Linked DNA regions of Mus musculus: all the other regions are linked to region 1. Evidence: chromatin loops called from intact Hi-C (ENCODE). Cell type or tissue: heart. All regions are shown on one strand.

Region 1 (8,000 bases):
TGATGCGCCCACCCTTTTCACAAAAGGAAACTACCTTGCTGAACGACTCCAGTTTTGTTCATATGTGACACACACATAAATAAAAATAAATCTTTTAAAAAGTTGTTAGTGTTCCTGTTTGGTGTTTGTGAGATTTTTGTTTTGTGATAAGGTCTCTTGTAGCCAAAGCTACTTCCTTGTCTTCTTGCATCTACCTCCCTCCTGCTGGGTTTACAGGCCGGCAGCGGCACTATTCTTACTATTATTGACATTGTTTCTACCTATCAACATTTTCATCCCCCAAAGAGGCCGAAACCTAAGAGGAAACACCTTTGTTGATAGCTGCAGTTTCCAAGACACCATGGTTAGTAGAATAGGAAAGCATAGGTGAGCTTCCAGGGGAAGTCCTGGGTGCTCTAACCTCATTAGGTCACGCCAGGCATCAGACTCCCTCCCAGAGTGAGGACTTTGCCCAGACATGCACCAGGGCATAGCAGAGAGGAGAGAGCTGCTGTGGGGACGGGGCAGGGGCAGTGGAAGTGACTCAGGTTTTTGAAAGTGAAAGAACAGGAATTCACCTGCCAGCTTGTCCTTAGGGCTGCCAGCCTTCTCTGACCTTCACCATGGCTATGCCCCGCAATGAGCAAGCTGGGACCCGCTTCTCTGTGACACACCTACTACCCTGCCTTTTGCCCTTCTAGGCATTGATTGCCCACAGGACTCTCCTTCCACCTGCCTCCCCACCTCTGATGTTCGTGTTGAGCAGATTGCTCCAGGGCAGAGTCCACAGGTGAAGGAGGCGCTCACGCACGGGGTGACTGAGCGGATTGCTGGGTGGGGTGACAGGATGCATGGCTTAGACTTTTCAAAAACTGCCTGGGAGTTCCACTGTTGACACCATCACCACATGACACAGGGAGAGCTGGCAGGATTAAAAGAAGTTTTCCATATGACTTAGCACCTTGTGTATCTACCGCTCCTCACTTCTGCTTCTGGGGATCCATCCATTAAACGGTTATCATTTTACAATACTGTACATGGCAGTGAAGAACTGAATTTTGTCATGCTGAATGAGTGTGTGTGTGTGTGTGTGTGTGTGTGTGTGTGTGTGTGTGTGTATACACATGTAAACTGTGTTAACATGAGGCAGGTATGTAGCTCAGGGGTAGAGTCCTTGCCTAGCAAGCTTGAGGCCCTGGGGTCCATTCTCAGAACAACAAAGTGTTTGACTATTACATTAAATATAAACTGGAAAAAGGCAGAGGTTTTGTTTTTGGATTTTTTGTTTGTTTGTTTGTTTGTTCGTTTTTGTTTTTTGAGACTGGGTTTCTCTGTATAGTCCTGGCTGTCCTGGAACTCACTTTGTAGACCAGGCTGGCCTCGAACTCAGAAATCCGCCTGCCTCTGCCTCCTGAGTGCTGGGATTAAAGGCATGCGCCACCACGCCCAGTGAGATTTTTTTTTAATAATGTTTTATATAAATTCTCTAAAGCTGGGTATAGTGGTGCACTTTTTAAATCTCAAGTCTCAAGCTCCAGGCCATCCTGGTCTATGCATTAAATTTCAGGTCAGCCAAGGGCTACATAATAAGATCTCTCTCTCTCTCTCTCCATATATATTACACATGTGTATATTTAAAGATTGTGTATATATGTCTATATATATGTATATATATGAATTCTCAAGAATTTATTTTGAATATATTCATCACTCAGGTCCTCCCAGATCCTACTCATTCAACTTCTTGCTGATTCTCTCTCTCTCTCTCTCTCTCTCTCTCTCTCTCCCTTTTCCTCTCTCTCTCTCTCTTTCTCTCTCTCCTCTCTCCTCCCCTCCCCTCCCCTGTATCCCTCCCCAGTTTCTGTTGCCTGCTATTCTTGCATGTGGAGCCTACCTAGGGTATGGTCGCTATACCTTGGGGTCCAACCATGACTTAACCTCTCCAGGTAGCTATCAACCCCAGTGGTTCCTCAGCTGGGTGTGACCTTCCTGTCCACCTCCCTACTCCACGCTGGTATTGTGTCTGCTTTGTCTCGCTCACTGTGGTGTGCAGGCTGTAAGTGTGGGAGAGCTTTTGTGGTGTTCTTGAGTGGATCCCTTGTCTGCTCAGTGTCTGAGGTATAGAGACTCAGTTAATATTCACTTAAAGAAGAAACAGGCCAGGCAGTAGTGGAGCACACCTTTAATCCTAGCACTTGGGAGGCAGAGGCAGGTGGATTTCTGAGTTTAAGGCCAGCCTGGTCTGCAGAGTGAGTTCCAGGACAGCCAGGGCTACATAGAGAAACCCTGTCTCAAAATAACAAAGAAGAAGAAGAAGAAGAAGAAGAAGAAGAAGAAGAAGAAGAAGAAGAAGAAGAAGAAGAAGAAGAAGAAGAAGAAGAAGAAGAAGAAGAAGAAGAAGAAGAAGAAGAAGAAGAAGAAGAAGAAGAAGAAGAAGAAGAAATAAAGGTTGCATGAGTGCATTAAATAATCCAGCATTTAAAAATAATCCACTAAAAATTATATACTTGCATACTGTGTGTGTGGCAAGTGCCTATACCTGCTGAGACATTTCCCAGGCTAGCCTGGAGTTTACTATGTAAACCAGACGCTGCTTCTGACTCCCGAGTACAACCAATCACCACTCCGGCAATTTTTTGTTTTTTCTAAATCCACTATTTTTTTTAAGGGATTCATTATACTTTTTTTAAAAAAGATTTATTTATTTATTATATGTAAGTACACTAGCTGTCTTCAGACACACCAGAAGAGGGAGTCAGATCTCGTTAGGGATGGTTGTGATCCACCATGTGGTTGCTGGGATTTGAACTCAGGACCTTCGGAAGAGCAGTCGGGTGCTCTTACCTGCTGAGCCATCTCACCAGCCCTAAATCCACTATTTTTGTAACACTGTCCACTATGTCTTAGTTAGAAGAAAATACTGAAACCTGCTGGAAAGGACCGGCCTGAAGATCCCCTCAGCTCTACAATGCGTGGTAATAGGACTTCCGTGGACAGTGGACTTCATTTAGCGTCATCTGATCTTAATTATCAGCTAATTAGTTCTCAGCCTGGAGCAGTTCTCCCTCCAACCAGGGAGACATTTGGAAACCCAAAGGGGTGTTTTTGGCGTCACAGTGATGAAGGAGGTTGTTGCTGGAATGTGAGGCTAAGGAGTCAGGGATGCCAGGCGACCCGCCAAAGACATGCTAATGAGCCTCCGGAAGAAACACCACCTGGGTGGCCAAATCCCAAGGGTTCTAATTGTGTCTCCGGGACTCCACCCCCGTACTGGTACAGACAGGGTTGTTACAGACAGGTCAGCAGAAGGTAATGGAGGCATCAGAAAACCAGGGAAAGGGTGGGAGGTGACGTGAAGGACTGCTGATAGGGATAGGCATCCCTGGGCTTGAAATAAACCCAGTCCGTGGCATCCTCGGATGCTCCCAGGGTGTTTAAAGGAGAAGCCACGCCAGACTAGGGCGTACTGAAAGCTGACGGTGGAAAGGAAAGATCCATGAGCCCTGCCAGGAAAATCCCAGGGTGGATCCCAGGTCAGAGGCCCAGACCTGACAGCTCCTCCACGCCTCCAAGAAAAAGTACAACAAATTCCGTTCCCCACGCTCCCCAAGGGGTGAAGGTGGTGCAGCCCAGGCCAAATCTGCGCCCCCCCCCCGGGCTCCGCGGTGTTGGAAGCCACCAGCGTGGGAAGGCCCAGCTGCATTTCCGCCCTGCACTGCGCTCGCACCTCCCAGCCCCTGCCCGCGCTACCATCTTACGGCCACTAGGTGGTGCCTGCGCTCTAGTGGCGCCTGTCTGGCGCCGGCGAGGGAGACAGATGGAACCAGAGTCCTAGGGTTCCGGGGACTGGAGGACAGCGCCGGCAGCTAAGGTAAGGATTCCTCGGGCGTGTCCCTAGAATGTCTGAGGCTGGGGTGGGTTGGCCGCCGCGCAACCTCGTTTGTGGTTTGCATTGATGACCAACGAGGACAGAGCGGCCACATGTGCTGTTGCCCCAAGAGGACCTGGAGCCCCGCTGTCCCAGAGCTGGGCCTAAGCTGAGCAGAACCCCAGGTCCCTGGCTCGCACTCAGACATCCTTCACGAGCCTGGGCCTCCGGAAGGCACGCCCAGCCCCCACACAGCAAGTCTTCAACACAGAAAGGTGGGACTGCTGTCCTAGGGTGCCTCCAGTTGAGCTGAGGGGAGAACAGGATCGCAGCACTTCTCAAACTTGGGCATGCATTGATTGTTGGTTAAGGGATAGTAAGGCATGCTGCTGTCTGGGTTCCATGCCTCCACCCCCACCCCGAGCCCCAGATGTAATTGGTTTGAGTTGGACGTGGGGAGCTTTTATTAAAAACTTCCCCCAGGGGATTCCAGCTTGCAGCCAGATTCAAGGGCTCTTTGACCAAAAGAGTTAGAGAAGACCCTATTACAAGCCCGGAAGGCTTCTCTTCCCTCCCCCTCCCTCTTGCCTTTTCAACCAGCAATTGCCTCTGCCTTTGGGCTGTCAAACTCAGTGTGACAAGCCAACACCCTACCCCAAAGGGTGGAACTCAGAAGTGCCAGAGAAAAGAGAGCCAATCAAATCATGTACAGTATGAAAGGGTTCCCCAAGTGGATAGGAGGAGAGAGGGGTTCTCCCCCACTCTAATCCCAGATGAGTGCAGGAGTGGATCCAGGCTGCACTCATCCTTCTGATCAATGGAGCCAAGCACACCCGGGGGCGGGGGGGGGGGGTGGACGACGACTTTGTAACTAGTAAAAAATGGCCCCGTGAATCTTATGTAACAGCCAAGTGTTAGCAGCAGGAGCCTGGACTCTCCAGAGCCAGCCCTCCCTTATTTGTGTCTTTAAATAAACTCACTCAATCACCCTCACTTTCAGTTTCCACATCTATGGAATGGGTACAGAGGTATAAAACTCTCAAGAGTTGCTATGGGAACGATTAAGACTGAAAGCCTGTGTTTACAGATAGTAGTTCTGTGCCAGGCACAGTTCATCCTGTGCACCATCACAACTCTTATCATAATCCACAGAGTAGCAGGTACTGTAGACAGAAGTAACCCATCTGGGAGCTAAGATACCCCACTTTGATGTCCCAAAAGCTGGGACTTAGGAACCAAAGGGCTTGCTGGAAGTTATCAACATGATCAGAGGCAGACTAGGAGCTAGGAATGTGGCTTTGTTGCTAGAGTGCTTGCTAAGTATACATGAGACCCTAGGTTCTCTCTCTCTCTCTCTCTCTCTCTCTCTCTCTGTCACACACACACACACACACACACACACACACACCACACATACACACACACACACACACACACACACACACACCAAGCAGATACCTAGTCCAGGGGTGAACCCATGGTCACGAGCATGACCCTTCCACTGAACTTCTTCAATCCATCAATGGAAATATAATCGTTATCCAGCACGTACTGTGTGCCAGGTAGGCTTCCTGACACAAACCATAAAATGTGGGCAAGACAGAGAGGGGTAAATCAGCCCTCTATGAACTCATACACAACAATGAAAACAGCTAGGAGTTCACGAGATCTACATTATATTTAACAAACTCAAAGACTTGCTAAATTGGATTGTGTCTCCCCAAATCAATACCCCTGGTACTTTGACAGTCATATTTGAACCTTTCAGAACATCAAAAATATTGTCGCCTGAGTTCAGTGTGTTAGTGCACACCTTTAATCCCAGCACTCAGAAGGCAGAAGCAGATGGTTCTCTAAGTTCGAGTCCAGTCTGGTCTACAATTTGAGTTCCAGAACAGCCAGGGCTACCCAGAGAAACCCTGTCTTGAAAAAAACAAAAACAAACAAAGAAAAGAAAAAGTTGTCAACCAATGTTCCTGTCCTGAGCTGAGGTCAAACAAGAAAAAGTTTTGTCATCTCTCTTCAGGTGTCCATCTGCAAACAATGGCTGGCTTCTATTCTAATAATGGCTTCCTATTCTATTCTATTTCTATTCTAATGGCTTCCCTTCTGGCTTTCGGGCTTTACTAGGGATACGAAAGTCACATGCGTTTTGTGCAAGGTGAACTTTACTGTCAATCTTGGTCTTTCCCTGGACCCGCAGTTTGTAGGAGGTCCCTTTCTTGTTATGCAGGGCAGCAGCAATGAGCTGCCTCTCTCAGGCAGCCATGTGATCAGAAGGGGAAACACCTACAGGCTCCGACGTGCCCTGTTGCTGAAGCTAGCACGTTCAACAGGTTGGGTGCAAGCAGTGTACCTCCAGCCTACAATATTTTCTGCTTCCAGTAGGTTTGTGGGTATTGAGGGCCATCATAATGTAGAGGCTATTTGCATAAACGAGTATCTGTTCTATGGTCTAATGGGTACCACAATTTTGTGTGTGTGTGTGTGTGTGTGTGTGTGTGTGTGTGTGTGTGTGTATGTGTTTGTACTTTTTCTTGGTGACTTGGCTGATAACAATGGTCCCTGATCCTGATGCTGCCTGATGTCCCTAAGCTCAGAAGTCAGTTATGTGTTTTGTGGTAGAATTCATGTTGGAAAATCTTTCTTCAGACAAAGGTTGTGGTGCTGTTGGTGGAGAAACAACATATATTAAATATGAAAGTAGACTGGTGGTGGACTTTACCTAGCATGTACAAGGCTCTGGGTTCCATCTTCAGCACTATATACACACAGATCTTTAAACAGGTAAACATAAAACAAGACTGTGCATTGACCTTGGGTATAGATAAAGTGCGAGATAAGGTGTCCTAGATACAAAGCACAAATGTGTAAAGGTCTGGAAGTGGCCAAGATCGGGGTAAGGTTAGAGATTTCTGCTGACCCAAGGGCCGGGGACTGTGGTGGTCAGAGGGAGCTACACTAAAATAGTAATATGCTGGAGGGAGCTTGGGTCAGGTGGCACTGTGTTTGGTGGCCAGATCTTATTTCATCCAATTAGCACAGTAATCCTGGCAGGCTGGCCAGGATCTTTTCCATCTTTGACAGGTTGATGTTATCAATGTCCTATGCTATGAAAAGAGTTGCTCACCTAGTGTGATGGCATATGCCTTTAATCCTAGCACTTTGGAGACAGAGGCAGGTAGATCTCTGTGAGTTTGAAACCAGCCTGGTTTACATAGCGAGCTCCAGGACAGCCAGGACTACATAGAGGTTCTGCCTCAAAAGTAGGTAGATAGGGGGCTGGAGAGATGGCTCAGTGGTTAATTCAGGAGGTCCTGAGTTCAATTCCAAGAACCATACAGTGGCTCATAACCATCTGTAATGGGATCAGATGCCCTCCTCTGGTGTGTCTGAAGACAGTGACAGTGTACTCATACATAAAAAAATAAATAGAGGATAGGTAGATAGATAGATAGATAGATAGATAGATAGATAGATAGATAGATAGATAGATAGATAGATAGATAGATAGAATAAATATTCAAAACTTACACAGCTGGGGTGCCTGGAGTTAGGATTTATGAGTTTAATCCTTGGCCTTAGGAGGCAAAGGCAACAAGGTCACAAGTTCAAAGGCAGCCTTAACTACGTAGGAAGTTAGGTAAACCTGGACCATATAGTGAAAAAATGTCATTAAAAAAATTTTTTTTTACTCTGGTAATAAGTAGCAATACCCTAACACACACATACACGTACACACACACACACACACACACACACACACACAAACACACACCACCTCACTCCCACCCCTACAGGCTGTCTTGCATAGTGTTCAGCAGACTTTTGGGGCAGATTTTAGGTACTTACTGCTGGTGGTTTGGTTTGGCTGGGACAGACATCAATGACTAAGCTGTAGCAAAGCCACCAAACATGAATGAGATTACCAGGGCCCCAAGCAGGAAACTCACATATATATATATATTTTTAATAAAAGTATTCCTCATATAAAGCTATCAGTGGCTCACTGCAAGCTTCTGTGATAACTGCCTCAGGCATGGGACACTGGCACACAGCTATGCCAACAGGAAAGGAGAAACTGTGATCCCAGATGTCCCTGAATTGCCTGGGCTTGGCATTTAGCACTCCCTTCCATGAGGAGCCAGGCCTG
Region 2 (8,000 bases), 190 kb after region 1:
TGTAAGCCAGCCATCAAGTACACGTAACCTCAGCTTCCCACCACCAAGTAGAACCTGAACTTTCCTGTACTCATTCTCTTCTAATACGGCAGCCACGTGAAACCCAACAATACCCTGGGCTCCCAGGCTCTTGACCTGTGTCTGTGGTACAGACACACGTGCACTTGTAGGCCCGATCCACCCTGTCAACCCCATCAGTGTGACTTTTGATCACTACTCAGCCTTTCCAACTCAGTTGCAGCTTGGGAACTTGTCCTTAGAATTCTGACCTCATTTGGCATCTTTGCACCACTCAGTCACTAGACATTACCTTTTTGTGTCCCTCCTTTTTTCCCTTATTATTTAGTTTTATTCCCTAAGATACTAAATTCCTCAACCCCATTGCTTGCCTGTCTCACTGTTTAATGCACCTAGTATAACTTCAGGTTGGGTAAAGCTAAGTTATCTACCTACTTCCTGCCTTCCTCTAAGCACCTGAACATGGCTAGGAAAACACCCATAATGGGAAATGAATTCATTTCAAAGCCATGACTATTCAAAATTAAAAGGAACGAACAGACTGTTTAACCATGCTGGCTTGGAAACTTCTTTTCTTCCTTACCTGTTTCCTCAAAGCACCCTTTCAACTCACCAACAATGTGTAAAAATGACCTGTTTCATTGAAGAACACAACCAGTCAAGAGCAGCCTGCATCCATGCTACCTACCTGCCTCTCCTTCGCCAATTCACAGCCTTGGAGCCCTTCTCTACTGTTCATTTAAGAGCCTTACTTCTGAAGTAATCTTTCTTTCCTGGGCCCTTCTCTTCCTCCTTCCCCATCCTTCCTCCCTCTTGCGTACACACGTGTTCATATTACTTATGATAAAAGGAAAAGAACTTCCATAGTGTCTATCTCTGTTTTAATGCTTCCCTTCGCAACAGGCTCCTGGATTTTCTGTTTCTACTTCTTTGTTTGCACTTTTTTTATCATCAGCCCATTCTAACATGATTGCACAAAAGTATTTCTTAGCATACACAGTTACACAGTCAACCAACCTTCCTTCTTTCTTTCTTTCTTTCTTTCTTTCTTTCTTTCTTTCTTTCTTTCTTTCTTTCTTTCTTTCTTTCTTTCTTTCCTTTGTTCTTTCTCTCTTTGCTTCTTAAAATGTTGTCTTTCATAGGTATCCATGGTGCTTCCTCTACCCACCAATTCCTTGCATTCTCATAAGAATTCTCCAGCATTACTGAATCCCGCTCATGGCTGTGATTCTCGAGTCTTCTTCCTCCTCCATGAAAGAAGACTTAACTCCTCGAGCTCCATGAAAAATGGGCCAAGTGGGCACCTTCCTTCTCTTCTCTAAACCTCTAGTCTAGCTTCAGTTCTCTTTGTAAATTTCTGCTGAGACCTACTCATTGACTATTCTTGTCTCCACAATCTCTCTACACTCTGTTCTTCAATCAGCAGCTAGAGTGATTTTTTTTCCCAAAGCATTGTTACATCTCTTCAAAATGTCCCCCTAAAGCAGAATCCAGGCTCTAGAACCTAGGAGAGCCCACACCTCTCTTACTCCCTTCACTCTGCCCCTTACTCTGGTTCCAGCCACTCTGTTGTTTCTGTTCATCCAACAGGTCAAGCTCACACTGTGTTGTTCTGGTCCAAATATGCTTTGTCCAGATCTCCCAAAGAACTGTCCATGTAAGTGGCTCCAGAGTTTGCTTAGCAGTTCTGTACACTGTCTGCTCTTCCAGAAGACCCCAGGTTAGACTCTCAGCCTTGCAGAGCAGCTACAGCACTCCAACTCCAGTTCCAGGGGGTCTGACACCTTCTTCTGGCCACCAAGAGCACACAAATGGTACACAGACAAGCACGCAGGCACCGATACACATATAATGGAAATTACAAAAAGAGAGCTATCCATGTGTATATTTCAAAGTTGAGCAGAACTGCTGTCCTCTCGAGTAGGCCTTCCTGCCATGCCATCTAAAGTACATCCAATCATCTATTTTAATGTCTCTTAATTCCTTTGCTATTCAAAACTTTTTCTTTCATTGTAATTCACTTCTGTCTTATTGATCATTGTATTCTCATACATTATCATCTGTGGCTGGGACTATCGATTTCTATAGAGCCCTTGCCTATCACATAAGGACCTAGGCTCAATCCTGAGCATTCTCCTCCCCAAGTAGAATGGAGAATCTTAAACTGTTAAGTACTCAATAAATACTTGCTGACTAATTGCCTCTTTTCCTCTGGCTATGACTGACCTACTGACCTACTTTTGGTATCCTAGTCAATGTTCTGTTGATTATTCTTTTTCTTTTTTAAAAATAAATACATCTCTTTGGATTTTATTAAGTTTACATCTCCTCCACCTTAAACACAAATTTGTACACAAAATGCATCACGTTTGAACACAGTGTCTCTTCCACCATATTAATACTCCTTTTGATGTCATAGACTCACTTCTTTTATGTCAGGAACTTGAAGCCGCTGGCCATGTTACTTTCTCAGCCAGGAAGCAGAGAGTAGTAAACTCCTGTGCTCAACTCTATTTCTTCTCTAGAGCTTAGGGTCCAGGCATAGGGAATGGTGCCCCGCAGAGTGAGTAGCTTTTCCCCTCTGTTACGCTAATCCAAATAACCCCTAACCCAAATGACTCCTCAGGTCATTCTAGAGTCACCAATGCGATGTTTGAGAACAACTATCACACATCACTTACCACTTAGCTTTCATTATTTGGGGTTGTCATCTTGGTGGCTTAACGTTTTATATCTATTCTAATGTTTTCAGATCTCTATCTCAAGTCTGTACCTCTTACTTTAATTTTACCTTTTTATACTTGCCACGATTGGTTACTATGATTAGAACATTTTCTTTTTCTCCTTTCTCTGCTAACCCCTCCTTTCCTCAGCTCTATGGACTAAGCCTGTCTTTCTGTGTCTCCAAGTCTGTGCTGGGCCACATAGGGCCACATATCCAATACTGCATCATGCTATTGGTCAGGAATTCCTGCAGGTGCCTCTTTACAAAGTCAAGGGCATCCGTTTAAATTCATTGCAGTTATTGGTACTAAGCATATTTTGAATGGAAGATTTAACCTAGGAAGTCTTAAAGGGCCTTAGGCAGGAAATACCACATCATTTTCAAGGCAGAAATCAATCACTTGGGAGGCTGAACCAGAGTGAACAAAAGTTTCCTGTCTGCCTGATCTGCATAGTGAATTCTAATCAGCCTTGCCTCCATAGCATAGCACAGCCTTCAAAAACCAAACAAAACACAATAAAGAACCAGAAAAACCCAGCAACACATGTGAGTCTGTCTTGTATCCCTTTTGCTAACAGTTTACAAACACCTCATGTTCCTGTGGCACTCGGTTTGAACTACCAACTGTATGTATACTGACTGATGCTTTCACAAGCAGGAGCATGGGCAAAGCTTTTCATCACAAAGAGCCAGGCTTAAAGCGCCACCTGGTGGTGGACAAGGGACATTGTTTGATCCCATTTCTCCTCCTTTTGAGTTAGAAACTCCATCAAAAAATAAGTATTTTGGGCTGGAGAGATGTCTCAACAGTTAAGAGCACTGACTGCTCTTCTAAAGGTCCTGGATTCAATTCCCAGCAACCACATGGTAGCTTACAGCTATCTGTAATGGGATCCAGTGTCCTCTTCTGGTGTGTCTGAAGACAGCTACAGTGTACTCATATACATAAAATAAATAAATCTTTAAAAAATATAAATAAATAAATATTTTCTTTAGCTAAGTTTCTTTATCTTTTTTTCAACTTTTGAAAAGTGCAGAAAAATCATTCTATTTCTCTACTCAGTCGAAACATTTTCAGTTTTGGTTTGTTTCATAGCGGAGATACAATGAAGTACCTGCTTAAGGTGCTAACAGATTATCAGTGTCGCATCCCCCGAGTTCTTTCTCCCCATGGGCTAAGCCCTTCTGAAGACAACTGCGAACCACAGAGCTGAGCCACTCATCATCCTTTATCTCCTCGGGAAACTCTTTGTATGTGCCTTCTCTCTCACAGCTGTTGCTGGTCACATGAAGGGGTCTTTGTCGGCTCCAGGAGCACATTTGTCAGCTTGTTTTTATATGACAGCCAAATTATTAAAGAACTTTTGGCATAGAACTTAATTATTACCAGGAAACTTAACAGTTAAGATCTAAATTAATTGCTAATTAATTTAGGAAATGATAGTGATCAGACAGAGATAGTATTACTTTGTATTAGATTAGTTTTCTGACTCCTTAAAAATTAATAGTGTCATGAAATCAAATAGTAAAATTCTTAGTCTATTTTGTTTTCTGTAGTGTAGTCCACTCAGTTTCTACCCTTTGACTACTGAATATCAGGAAACATGGACACATACAGGACACACACACGCTAGCTATTAAACATTAGGAATGTATCTTTTATCCTATACTTGTTCTAAATTACCATCAAAGAAATAAACAGGCCTACAGGTGATGTCACCTGCATCATTTGGAGAACGTTTCAGGGAGAATGGTATCATGGGGTGGGAGGGAGTAGACGAGTTATTGCCAGCTCGCTGTTATAAAAACAGACAAACTGCCAGGTGATGGTGGCGCACACGTTTAATCCCAGCACTTGAGAGGCAGAGGCAGGTGGATTTCTGAGTTCAAGGCCAGACTGGTCTACAGAGTGAGTTCCAGGACAGCCAGGGCTACACAGAGAAACCCTGTCTCGGGGAAAAAAAAAAAGACAAACTGACAAGGCATTATGGGTTTTTGTCAGAGTCTGTAATAATCTGAACACTGTCATTTTTTACTGAATAGTATGAATATATATAAATTAATATATATTTACATATTAATACTAAAGTAGTGCTTTGTATGATTTAATTAAATTATGAATTAAAACCCTACATTTTTAAGTGTGATCTTAACAAAGCTGATCTGAGATGAGCCATAGCGTTCTTTTGCACAAAGCACTTCCTTTGACCTCTCAGAACCTGGTGTTCTCAGCTGAAGATTTGTCTTACAATGCTATTTACTGCTATATTAACCCAGTGAGGTGCTCTGTGTGTGTGTGTGGGGGGGGGGCGACAGTGCCGAGAAGACTGCCTTAGGAGAACCAGACAGTAGCCCTTGCTGAGACGCATTGGCTTTGCTGAACATAATGTTAGTTCATTCTGTGAGATCTTTGTTGCTGTTAACACCACTTATACCTCTTGCCTCCTTTATACACATTTATAAAATTCATAATGTTGTGCTGTTTTTAAGTGACATTGATGTGTGGGTGCCAGAGCCAGACCATTCCGAGGTTCCTGCTGCGTGGTGGGACTTTGATGCTGATAAGTCTCTTCTTATTGGGGTTTTTAAGCACGGTAAGTAAGGAGTGAGGGGGAGAGCTCTTTCTGTGGATAATGGAATTCCCAGGTTTTTAGTTTATTGGTTTTCACTTACAGTTTTACTACACACACACACACACACACACACACACACACACACACACACACACACACGTGTAATCATTAAACCATAGATTGTCAAACTAAAATCAAATCCTCATGAGATGGTGGTATATGTGACTTGCCCTCTGGGCTTTCAGTGTTACACAGATTTCTCTCTTAGAAGAGTTGCATCGATTCTGTGTGTGATCAGTTTATTCTTTTTGATTGATAAGGTGTATTTATTGTTATTTTATACATTCAAATGCTTTTTCTCCGTGTGTGTGTATGCTCTGCATGCATTCCTGATACACTAAGATGCCAGAGGATAGCACCAGATGACCTTGAACCTGAGTTAGGATGGCTGGGAGCCACTCTGTGGGTGATGGGAACCAAACCTAGGTCTTCAGCAAGGTCAGCGGTGCTCTCAGTTGTTGAACCATCTCCAGCTCTGGTTTCATTGTTGTTGCTGTGGCATTTTTTTTTAAGATTTGATTTTTTAATGATGTGTGTTCACATGCGTCCAATGCACAAGTCATTAAAAAGAGAATGTTGGATCACCTGGAGCTGAAATTAAAGGCTGTGGTTAGCAGCGTAACATGGGTCCTGGGAACTGAACCTGGGTCTTTTACATGCGCAGGAACTCTCTGAACCACTGGGCCCTCCCTCTATTTTTCTTTGTAACAGATACATTAAAAAATTTGTGATATTGTTTGACCGTGTAATATTTAGTGACTATTTCAAGACAGCATATTTAGCATGTATTACTTAAATATAATGTTCCTTTAATCCCAGAATATCAGTATTGTGCATATAAGGAACCCTTGTGTTTTCACAACTTTTTTCTGTCCTCTGAATCATTATAACTGGCGGTCCTTCCAGGTTATGAAAAGTACAACACGATCAGAGCAGACCCAGCTTTGTGCTTCTTGGAAAGAGTGGGCAAGCCTGACGACAAGGCTGTCGCTGCTGAGCAGAGAGCCAATGACTACATGGATGGGTATGTGTGGGTCACACTTGGCTCCATGGGCTTGCTTTCCCTGTCTGTGGGGTTCATCTTTGTCTTTAGATTTGTTTACTGTTTGTTTTATGCAATTTTCCTGCATGTATGTATAGATAACATTTGCATGCCTAGTGCTCCTAAAGTCAGAAAAGGGCTTTGGATCTCCTGGGACTGGAGTTATAGAGAGTTGAGAACCAGTTTTGTGGGTGTCACGAATCAAACCTGGGTTCCCTACAAGAGCAGCAAGTGCTCTAATCCACTAAACTTACTTTACAACTCAAGGTTTATCTGTGTTGGGGGGGGATGGGGGGTGTTAGCAAGACCACGTGCATTGAGTGCATAGGACGACTGCAGGTGTTATTTTCAGCTCTTGCCAACCTTTTTTTTTTGGGAGAGAGAGGCCTTTTTTCAGGGAGTGGGCAAATCTGGTAAATGAACAAGCTCCAGGAACCCCCCATCTGTACCTTCCTACCATTGGGCTCATAAGTGTGTACCAAATCGCACTACTTTTTCTGCAGTGCTGAGAATCAAATTGACCTCTAAGACAAGCCGAGAAATCATCAGTCTATTACAATAATGAGAACATGTGTTATTCTAACAGGGATGTGGAAGATCCAGAATACAAGCCTGCCCCAGCCATCTTTAAAGATGATATTGAGGTATGTTTTGGATCACATTTTTTAAACTTCATTATTAGGTATTCCTTATAAGTAAGTGATCAATTTAAATTGATGAACATCACGAATAATCATTTAGGATTGCCCGACATCCACTGCTAGATTAAAACTGGCTTGGACATGGAATGCAGTTTGCCTATATTTCATACTTCTTAGAACCAAGAAGTATAGCATCTTGGGACAAAACTTGAAAACCAAGTAAAAGCAGATACTCAGGTAAACACAAAAACATCGAAACTATACCTCCATTGAGAAGGACTGCATGAAAGGAAAGCATCTAGCAAGATCCTAAAATGCCATCGTAATTTAAAGAAAGCAAGACAGTGTGGAGAGTCACTGCTACAATCGTGGGGTTTCAGGAATGAGAGCTCAGCTTAGAGTGCAAGGAACGAGGAGACATCAGATAAACTGAGATGGCTCAGCCTGGGAGTATGCTCGCTGCCAACTCTAAAGACGAAACCTCAATGGTGGTAAAAGAACAAACTTGAGGGAAGTGTTCCTGTGGCATACCCATATACACCGTGGCTGGCATGCACACATGCATGCATATATTGATGAATAAAAATAATGCATAAATAAATGTAAAAAAAATTAAGGGAGAGGTAATCTAACATTCCCTGTACTCAGAGCCCCCAAGTAGGGTTCTCCTCCTGGTATGGTCTAAACTCCAGACTATAGTGGGAGTACACGGCCAGTGTGTGCCCACACAGGAGTGCCTTCCTAGAGACCTTGCTGCACGTGGCTGGAAGTGTGATGTACAGTTGCCACGGACACTTTCCCCGGAAAAGTCTTCCTGTAGGGATTCTTCAGGAAAGCACTCAGGCAGAAACTGGTCAGAAGAACGGTTATGTAGCAGGAGCTGGGCTTTGGACAGGACCGTGCTGAGAGCTGAGCAGTAGAGGACTTCCCAGCAGTAGGAA
Region 3 (8,000 bases), 130 kb after region 1:
GATGTCTAGGTAAGGCTAGCCTTGGCTAAAAATGAAAATGAGGACATCAGCTTACTGTTAACAACTAAAATCCCTTTACATTTTGGCACCAAGTTATTATGGAATATTTGCTTTATATATTTACCTTTTGTGGCTGGAGAAATTAATTAATTGGTTCTTTCTTTCATAATTTCACACTGGAGATTGAACCCAGGACATGAAGTACACTAAGCAAGGACCGTGCCACAGACCTCCAGAAAAACTGCAGTGTATTCAAGAAACTTTACCTTATCTCATGGAACAAAGATTGCAGATCCGATGTTCCATATCCGCAAATACTTTAAATGACGACATTTTCCCACATGATCCCACTGTAATCATGGGGGGCTACTACAGCAAAGGTTGTAGAGAGGAGGAGAACAAACTGTAACTGAGGGGAGTCTGAGAGGGTTTGATCAACGCAGACTGAGAAGTAGACAAAAATGATAACATTGTGTTAGTATTTTTATATAAATTGGAAAATTACTTCCACCTTATGGGGATATAATATAAAGTCTTAAATTCCAGTAACAGAAGAACTGCTTGATCACACACTATCCTACTGATAAGATTAATTGTTAAGCAGTTATAATGTTTCAGTAAGATAGTGGGGATTGCTAAGAAGCTTGTCAGAAAAGTTAGATGGCTTGGAAATTGTCCTTGATCTGTGACGAGAGCCCTAAGGGGAATAAGGGGAAGAAAGACAGCAGCAGGGGATTCACTCTGTGTGTGTGTGTGTGTGTGTGTGTGTGTGTGTGTGTGTAGAGTTCAAATATTGCCTTGCTCATGTTGATTAGGTTTTGAGTCATGTACCTAGGATCAACCCAGACTACTGTTTATTTAAGGTTCTAGTTCTAGTCTCCAGATCTTAGTGCTCACCATTTGAAACTCAGCATGAAAAGAATTACATTCACATACATTTTCTCTACTAGGTTTCCCATTTCTTTACCTTCTCTGATACCAGAGCTTGGTCCAGAAACCAGCTTTTGACTCTTCTTGCAGCTCAACCACATTGCATCCTTACCTAATTGATCTCTGCATCTTTAAAAGGGCATTGGAAAGAGTTTTGTTTTGTTTTGTTTTTTAAATCCATTCTAGCTTCATTATTACCAATCTGATATTTTGAGAAGACTGCTCATTTGTATTTGTTTTTTTAAGTTGATCTCTATAAATTACTATGATTGAATTATTTCCCATATAGCATAGCTAAAAAGCATGGTCTCTTTAAAGAGGATGTCTTGTCTTCTAATCTATGTCCCCCTATCCAGTAGCAATGAGATCTTTACATTTTTAAATTTTATTTTGTGTGTATGAGTATTCTGCGTGCATGCATGTGTGTGTACTGTGTACATTCCTAGTGCCTAGAAGCCAGAAGAGGACATTAGAGCTTTTAGAGGAACAGGCTGTTGTGAACTGCTAGGAACTAAGTCAGAGTCCTTTGGAAGAGGAGTCAGTGAGTGGAGCCAGCTTTTAAATGCTGAGCCATCTCTCTAGCTCCTCTCAGTGGGACCCTTAAGCAAGTCACTTCTTTCATACAAGTGTCCCTATCTATAAATTAATAATTAACAGCAGTACAGAACCTAAACTGATCAGTCTTAAATGTCAACTGGGTCAATGCATGTGAACTATTAGGAACTGAGAGAATAGTACTTGATGCCAAATAAGAAGTATTTTAGCTTATATCAATATTTTTGTGGTCATTTGCTCTTCTGTCCCTTCTGTCCTTCTTCTGTCCCCCTGTCCTTCTGTAACAACAGCCGTGTCTGTCCTCTCCAGTTTGCTACCTCCATCTCTTTGTTAATGTTATTACCTGTTTTTTTCTTCAGGATGAAATGAGTTAGTATCCACAAATACTTAGAACACTGCCTGGCACTAACTAATTACTAAGTGAGACTGGGGTTCCTCTGCCTTGACTCTGCTCTCAATGCTGTCCAGATTGGTTCTTCCAGGGCAGTTTGGAGAGTTTCATTTCTCTTGTAACCTTTAGTTTTCCCAACAGGAACTATGATAAAACACTGCTTTCACACCAATATCAGATGACTTTTAAGGAACAGCTGTAAAGGGGGCATTAATGCAAAGATAAAGCCTGGCAGTGGTGGCACACATCTTTGATTCCAGCACTTGGGAAACAGAAGCAGGTAGATCTCTGAGTTCTGGCTACAGAGCAAGTTTCAAAACAGCCAGAGCTATACAAAGAAAACCTTTCTTGAAAAAAAAAAGTAAAACAACAACAGAAAAATAAATTTGGGTTATGAAGTAGTGAAGTTTTAACTATTTAAAGACAGATATTGCTTACTAAGATAGTCTCTCTCTCTCACACACACACCTATATAAAACTTTTATCAATGATCAAATTCAAGAGTCAGGTGTGGTGGCATATGCCTCTAACCTCAGGCACGGTAAGGCAGAGGCAGGTGAATTTCTGTGGGTTCCAGGACAGCAGAAGTTGACTCTGTCTCAGACAAGGGAACAAAACCAAAACAAATTCAAGTCAATTTATTTATTTTAACAAGACATTAAATTTAAATTTCATCTGTCATAGGTTTAAAACAGAATATGAAGGGGAAAGGCCAAAGAGATTGAGATTTTTGCTGGAGAATCAATAGGTTCATGGAGATAATAAAAAGAGTTTTATTTCTCAATTTAAAAAGTAACAGTTGTTTGGTTATTGCTGTGAAAAGAGACTTAATTGTGAACTAGTCACTTGTGAAGTGGTCATTTGCATGACCTGCTCTTTAACCCTTTGTTTATTGGCAGCTACTTTTTGTAGTTTAAATGTTTTATTATAATTTTGTGAAGAAAAGTATTTTTCTCTGCTAAAAACTGCATTGGATTAAAAAAAAATATTCAGCCACATAAGGCCATTTCTCCACTGTCTTAGTTCCCAGATGTTTTAAAAAGAAAGAAAAGAAAAAAAAACCATACTTTCATGGGTATTTTTAATGCGTTACTGTAGGGAGCGGCAGATTGAGAGTTAACGCCTTTCAGAGGGAAGAACAGTCCATTGGGGGTTAAACTGCAGAGTCTAATGGAATAATAACTGGTAGCACCATCTGCTGGCCTACTTCCGCAGAAGGAGTCAGTATTTTTAACGACATCTCTAATATTCATGCTGATGCGTTTTGATGCTTTGTGCATTCATTTCTTTCTGTGCTTTGTTGGAATCTGCTTACAGCTATTGAGGCAAGAGCTCGTAGGAGGGCTTGCAGCCTTTATCCTAGCTAAAGAGGATGAACAGCAGACGTAAACTTGCCAAGGCAGGAATGTGTTGATAAATCAAAATGTGTATTTGTGGACGGCTGTGCATCTCTCGGTTGCAGCTTGCTAAATAGGCCATTTAGGAGTCTTCTTTCAATGCTTTTTCCTTGAGCACTGCCTGGGGTGGTGAAAAAGCAGAGGGCAAGCCTTTGTCTGACGCCAAAAATGTCTTCAGTGAAGAGGCCAAGAGGAAGGGTAAGTGAAGCCTGAATGAGTGGGAGGAGGAGGGGTTCTTTGGGCTAAAAGGCTAATGGGATTGAATAACCCTCCTCGTTACTGGCTGCTGCAGCGGCGGCAGGAGTCGCACTGCATCGCCATCTTGAGCTGGGTGCTGTTTTCTCAGCCTGGGCTATTTGTTGTCGTCTGTAGGCCTTAAGGTGGCATTTTAGAGACCGTGTCCTTCTGTCCCCAGTGCTGTGACACTGCTCTGACATCTTGATGAGGCAGGTATAGAAAAGACACCCAGTAGAACACACTGGAATCGGCATGAAAATGTGCTTGGAAATTCCTGGGTTTTTTCTCTGCTGTAGTCACAGTCATGTTTACGGGTAAGAACCTAGCAAAACTGATCTAAGCCTATATGGACGAATGTGTGTTTGGAGAGGAAATTCTTTTAAAATGCTCTTGGTCTGTTTCCTGTGAGACTGCTAAAATATTAATAATTGTAATATAAAACTGAAAAGCTTGCTTCTTTCTAAAATAGCTTGAGTAAAATTATAATAAAGACAAAAATCCACATTTAACTCTTTCATGAGAAAACTAAAACTTTCTTTGATTTTAGATAAGAGAATGCCTGTTTACTAACTAGCTAGCTATGCTGCTGCATTAAAATAATTTTGTGTTCTCTTTCTTGTCTTAAAACAGGGTTTTTCTTTTTCTAAGGAGAAGTGATTCTAAGTTACAATAGCTATTTTTTTAATTTATTAATTTTGAGTTTTGGAAGAAAGATGAAAGAAAAGACTTTCATCCTAAGTGTAAATAATAATCACAGGACAAAATCTGAAATAACCACATTTCTATGCATTAGGAGTATCAACCGATCTGTCTCCCCTTAACCTGTATTTGCAAGTAGCTGAGCTGTGCTCTGTCCTAACTTCCAGGTGAGCAGAGCCTCACTACCTTTGTTTGTGTCACTCACATGTCGGCTCTGTCATTTTACTGCTGTTTAACTTAAATTTTTCAGACATTATGTCAGTTTTTTAAAAATATACTTTGGTATATTCTATTTATAATTTTTCTTTTCTTTAGCCTCCATCTTCCAAGAAGAGTGATGGTTCTGGGACATACACTAAGCTGCAGAATACCCAGGTGAGGGTCATGTCTGAGAAGAAGCCACGAAAAAGGGTGGAATCAGAAAGCAAGCAAGAAAAGGCCAATCGTATAATATCAGAGGCCATAGCAAGAGCAAAGGAGCGAGGGGAACGTAATATCCCGCGAGTAATGAGCCCTGAGAACTTTCCTAGTGCTTCAGTCGAAGGGAAAGAAGAAAAGAGAGGTCGGAGGATGAAATCTAAGCCAAAAGACAGAGACAACAAAAAACCAAAAACGTATTCTAAGTTGAAAGAGAAGACAAAAATTGGGTAAGTTGATTATTAATTAAATGTAATGTTTTCCAGGTCCTGCTGAGGTCCAACCTCTTTCTGCTGTTGGTTTGAGTGTGGACTCCATTGCTGTCTACCGTGTGCATTTTATTTCCATTTTCAGTGAATTAGGTAATAGTCTAGGGTCTCCCAATATTACTTTTCTGTTAACACAGTGTTTTGTATTAATAAAACAAAATGTGCAAGGGAAAGGACTAAAAATTCACATTTTTTGTGACAGTTCATTAGTCACTTTCTTTAAAGACATTTGAAATTCTTCCACTATTTCTTTACTTCCAAGTGGCATTGTAACTCACATGGCATCTAATAGTTTAAAACATAATAGAGAGTATTTTCTCAGAAAACCCAACCGCTCAAAACTCTGGACTGTTGGTAGGGAGTTACAATAGGCGTTTACTGGTTTACTTTATGTCATAAAGAGGCCAGGTGTTAAATGCTCCAGGAGAATCCATAGAGCAAAGAAGTGCTCGCCTCTCCCAGTTGTCTGTTGAGTCTTATTATTCTATCTGTTGTAGTGTTAGGGATCGAATCCTCAGACTTAGTGTTTTGTCTTAAATTTTACAACTGAGGTTTTATACATGCTAGACAAACCCCTCAGTGCCAGAGCCGATTCTATGTGTTTTCATTTGACTGTGTGCACATTTTCAAAATATAAATATATGCAGGCTTTGTATGTAAAGTTGAGCATAATGTAAGGCCCTGCTAGCTCACGGTTGTTCTCACAGGACTAGTCATTTTTTGAAGCTTTCTGTAGAATTTTTCATAAAGTGCTTTATGTAAGCTAATGTAGGATTTTTGTTGTTCACTTACACAGAGAACAGAGAGAGAAGCCCTCTGACCAGAGACTCTTCATTTGCTTGCATTATTGCTGTTTAGTTACCAGCACATTGAACTCTTTATTTTCATCCCGATGTAGTCAAAACAAATGCAGTCTGTTCGTGTATAATGCATCAATAAATAATTATTATTGGTAATACACTATTTGCAGACAAAGTGGAATTCAAAGTTCAATTTCTACCCCTTTGTTTTTCTTTTTAAAAATATTGTCCTTATGTCAGCCATCTTCACAGACAGCATAAATTGTGCTGATATTCTTGATTTAGATTTATTTATTTATTTACTTTCTGTGTATGCCAGAGAGTATGCATGTACAGCCAGCTATGAGCCTCCATGCAGGTTCTGGGCACAGAACCCAGGTCCTCTCTAGGAGAAGTAAGTACTCTTGCCTGCAGAGTCATCTCTCTGGCCTTTATTCATTCATTTTTTAAGAGTTTTTGTTCATTTGTTTTTAATGAAAGTACCTGTTTTTCCAAAATTATATCTATTTTTAACTTAGGAAGCCTATACTTCACATTACTAGAAGTTAATATTATTAAGATTTTCTAATTTTAACTTGTTCAGAGATATGGACATAGAAATGTGCCATTAAGAAGGACAATACTTTGAAAACAGTGACATTAAAATTGGTAGAGAGCTTCAAAAGCTATAATAACTATTATTTGCTCTAAGTCTGAGGATAAAAGAGACCCAAGCACCTAGAGACAAGTAATACCAGACCTAAATTGGACTGATGAGAAAAATTGTAACTGTTTATAGAAAGTAAAGATGGGAATAACTAAGTCAAAGGGAAACATGGATTTTTAAAAATGTGAATTAGAATTGTTAGAAATCATAGTATTGCCATGGCTGTCTGGAAGGAGAATGGGTGGTTTCTTGGTGATGTTGTTGATGTCCGTTTTCATTTTTATTTTATGTTTGATACTGTCCTGGAGCCCATTATGTAGAAAAGACTGGCCTCAAACTTAGTGAAGTCCTTCTGCCTCTGGCTCCTCAGTTCTAGGATTACAGGCAATGCCACCTTATTTGGCTCTAACTCATTTTCTCAGAGTTGTTTGTTTGCTTGCTTGTTTTTAAGTAAGTATTTAAAATAAAATGTTTACTATATTACCAACTGCTTTAATACTTTTTTCTTTTTTTTTTTTTCTCCCTGCCCCTCAAGTATGCCAGTCTCTAGTAAGCAGAAAGGAATGGGCTACATTTCTCTGCCCATATCTCTGAACAAGTTAAAATTAGAAAATCTTAATATTAACTTCTAATAATGTGAAATATAGGCTTCCTAAGTTAAAATTTGGAGGCAATTGTATTGGAAGCATTGGTTTTTTTGTTTGGTTTTGGTTTTAGTTTTTTGTGTTTTGCTTACTCTCTGTCTTGGTTATAAATACATGTCAAGACATTAATTAGGTTGCTACAAGGAAAAAACTTGAAAATGTATGGGCTTTGCTGGATGTAACCCAAGCACTGTAATATGTGGCGTGTGTGTGTGTGTGTGTGTGTGTGTGTGTGTGTGTGTGTGTGTGTGCCCATGCACACGTGCATGTGACCCATGGACATCAGCTCTCTCTTCTCACCATACGGGTCCTAAAGTTCAAACTCAGTTACTATTCCTTGGTGGTAAGCAACTTTATCCACTGAACCATCTCCCCACTATGGACTATAAAATATATTAATGTGGACTGCAGAGTTCCTCTGTTAGCCAATGGGAATATTTCTTTATTGTGCCTTTAATAAGGCCGTTTATCGTTTCGAACTTGTTGATTCTCTGCACCATTATTTACTGCAGGGCTAGAGGTCAAGCCCCTCCTTGGTGTGCTAGGCAGGTGCTCTCCCACTGGACTGCATCCCAGCCCTAGTTTGGTTGGTGCTGTGGGGTTTCTGGTTGTTTTTGGAGGGGTGGCTCTTTGTTTTCTTGAGACAAAGTCTCACTGTGAAGGCCTGGTTGACCTGGAACCCACAGAAATCTGCCTCCCTCCACATCTCAAGTGCTGGTATTGGAGGGTTGCTGCACTGTGCCCAGCTCCCAGCCCTTGTTTTTAATTGTTATGTGAGAGTCATTTAGGTGAGGATCATTTCGTGTTAATTTAAGTAGCATTTTATGATACGTAAATATTTCCTTTTTTAAAAAAAATCAGATTTTCTATGAATTTTAGACTTGTTCTAGTAGTACCAGATTATTGATACCAATAATTTTGAGAACAGTATCTTAGTGCCTTCCCCATGCCCACAGGGTTAAGTATAAATGTAAAAAGCGCATTTGGAGGTTGGAAAGATGACTCAGTGGGTAAG

What was found. Hi-C counts contacts between places; a loop is a spot of excess contacts. Peaks named below come from ENCODE experiments on the same cell type or tissue, not always from the same donor. Only the 100,000 strongest peaks of a DNase experiment are listed, where the experiment ranks them.
Region 2: it touches region 1 in a loop (6-fold over the local background); 34 of 42 quality-filtered maps call a loop at or near these places.
Region 3: a loop joins it to region 1, with 6 times the contacts of the local background. A loop is called at or near these places in 21 of 42 quality-filtered maps.

Annotation. Positions count from the first base shown.
Region 1 is chr8:90,825,065-90,833,064 of GRCm38, forward strand. It overlaps Chd9 (chromodomain helicase DNA binding protein 9), which reads left to right and starts at 3,771. Exons shown (of 40, transcript NM_177224.2): 1 at 3,771-3,850. In heart, a CTCF peak has its summit at 3,744 (motif pointing right); DNase peaks (open chromatin) are centred at 3,737, 4,497, 6,027 and 7,987; H3K4me3 peaks cover 1,751 bases; H3K27ac peaks cover 1,516 bases.
Region 2 is chr8:91,016,533-91,024,532 of GRCm38, forward strand. Chd9 (chromodomain helicase DNA binding protein 9) reads left to right here. Exons shown (of 40, transcript NM_177224.2): 26 at 5,234-5,337; 27 at 6,283-6,400; 28 at 7,005-7,062. Among named protein-coding and RNA genes, the nearest start is that of Gm39221, 39 kb to the right of the region's middle. In heart, a CTCF peak has its summit at 3,458 (motif pointing left); no DNase peak of the experiment used is centred here.
Region 3 is chr8:90,951,859-90,959,858 of GRCm38, forward strand. Chd9 (chromodomain helicase DNA binding protein 9) reads left to right here. Exons shown (of 40, transcript NM_177224.2): 4 at 4,525-4,856. Among named protein-coding and RNA genes, the nearest start is that of Gm39221, 100 kb to the right of the region's middle. In heart, a CTCF peak has its summit at 3,072 (motif pointing left); a DNase peak (open chromatin) is centred at 3,573; H3K4me3 peaks cover 2,105 bases; H3K27ac peaks cover 1,955 bases.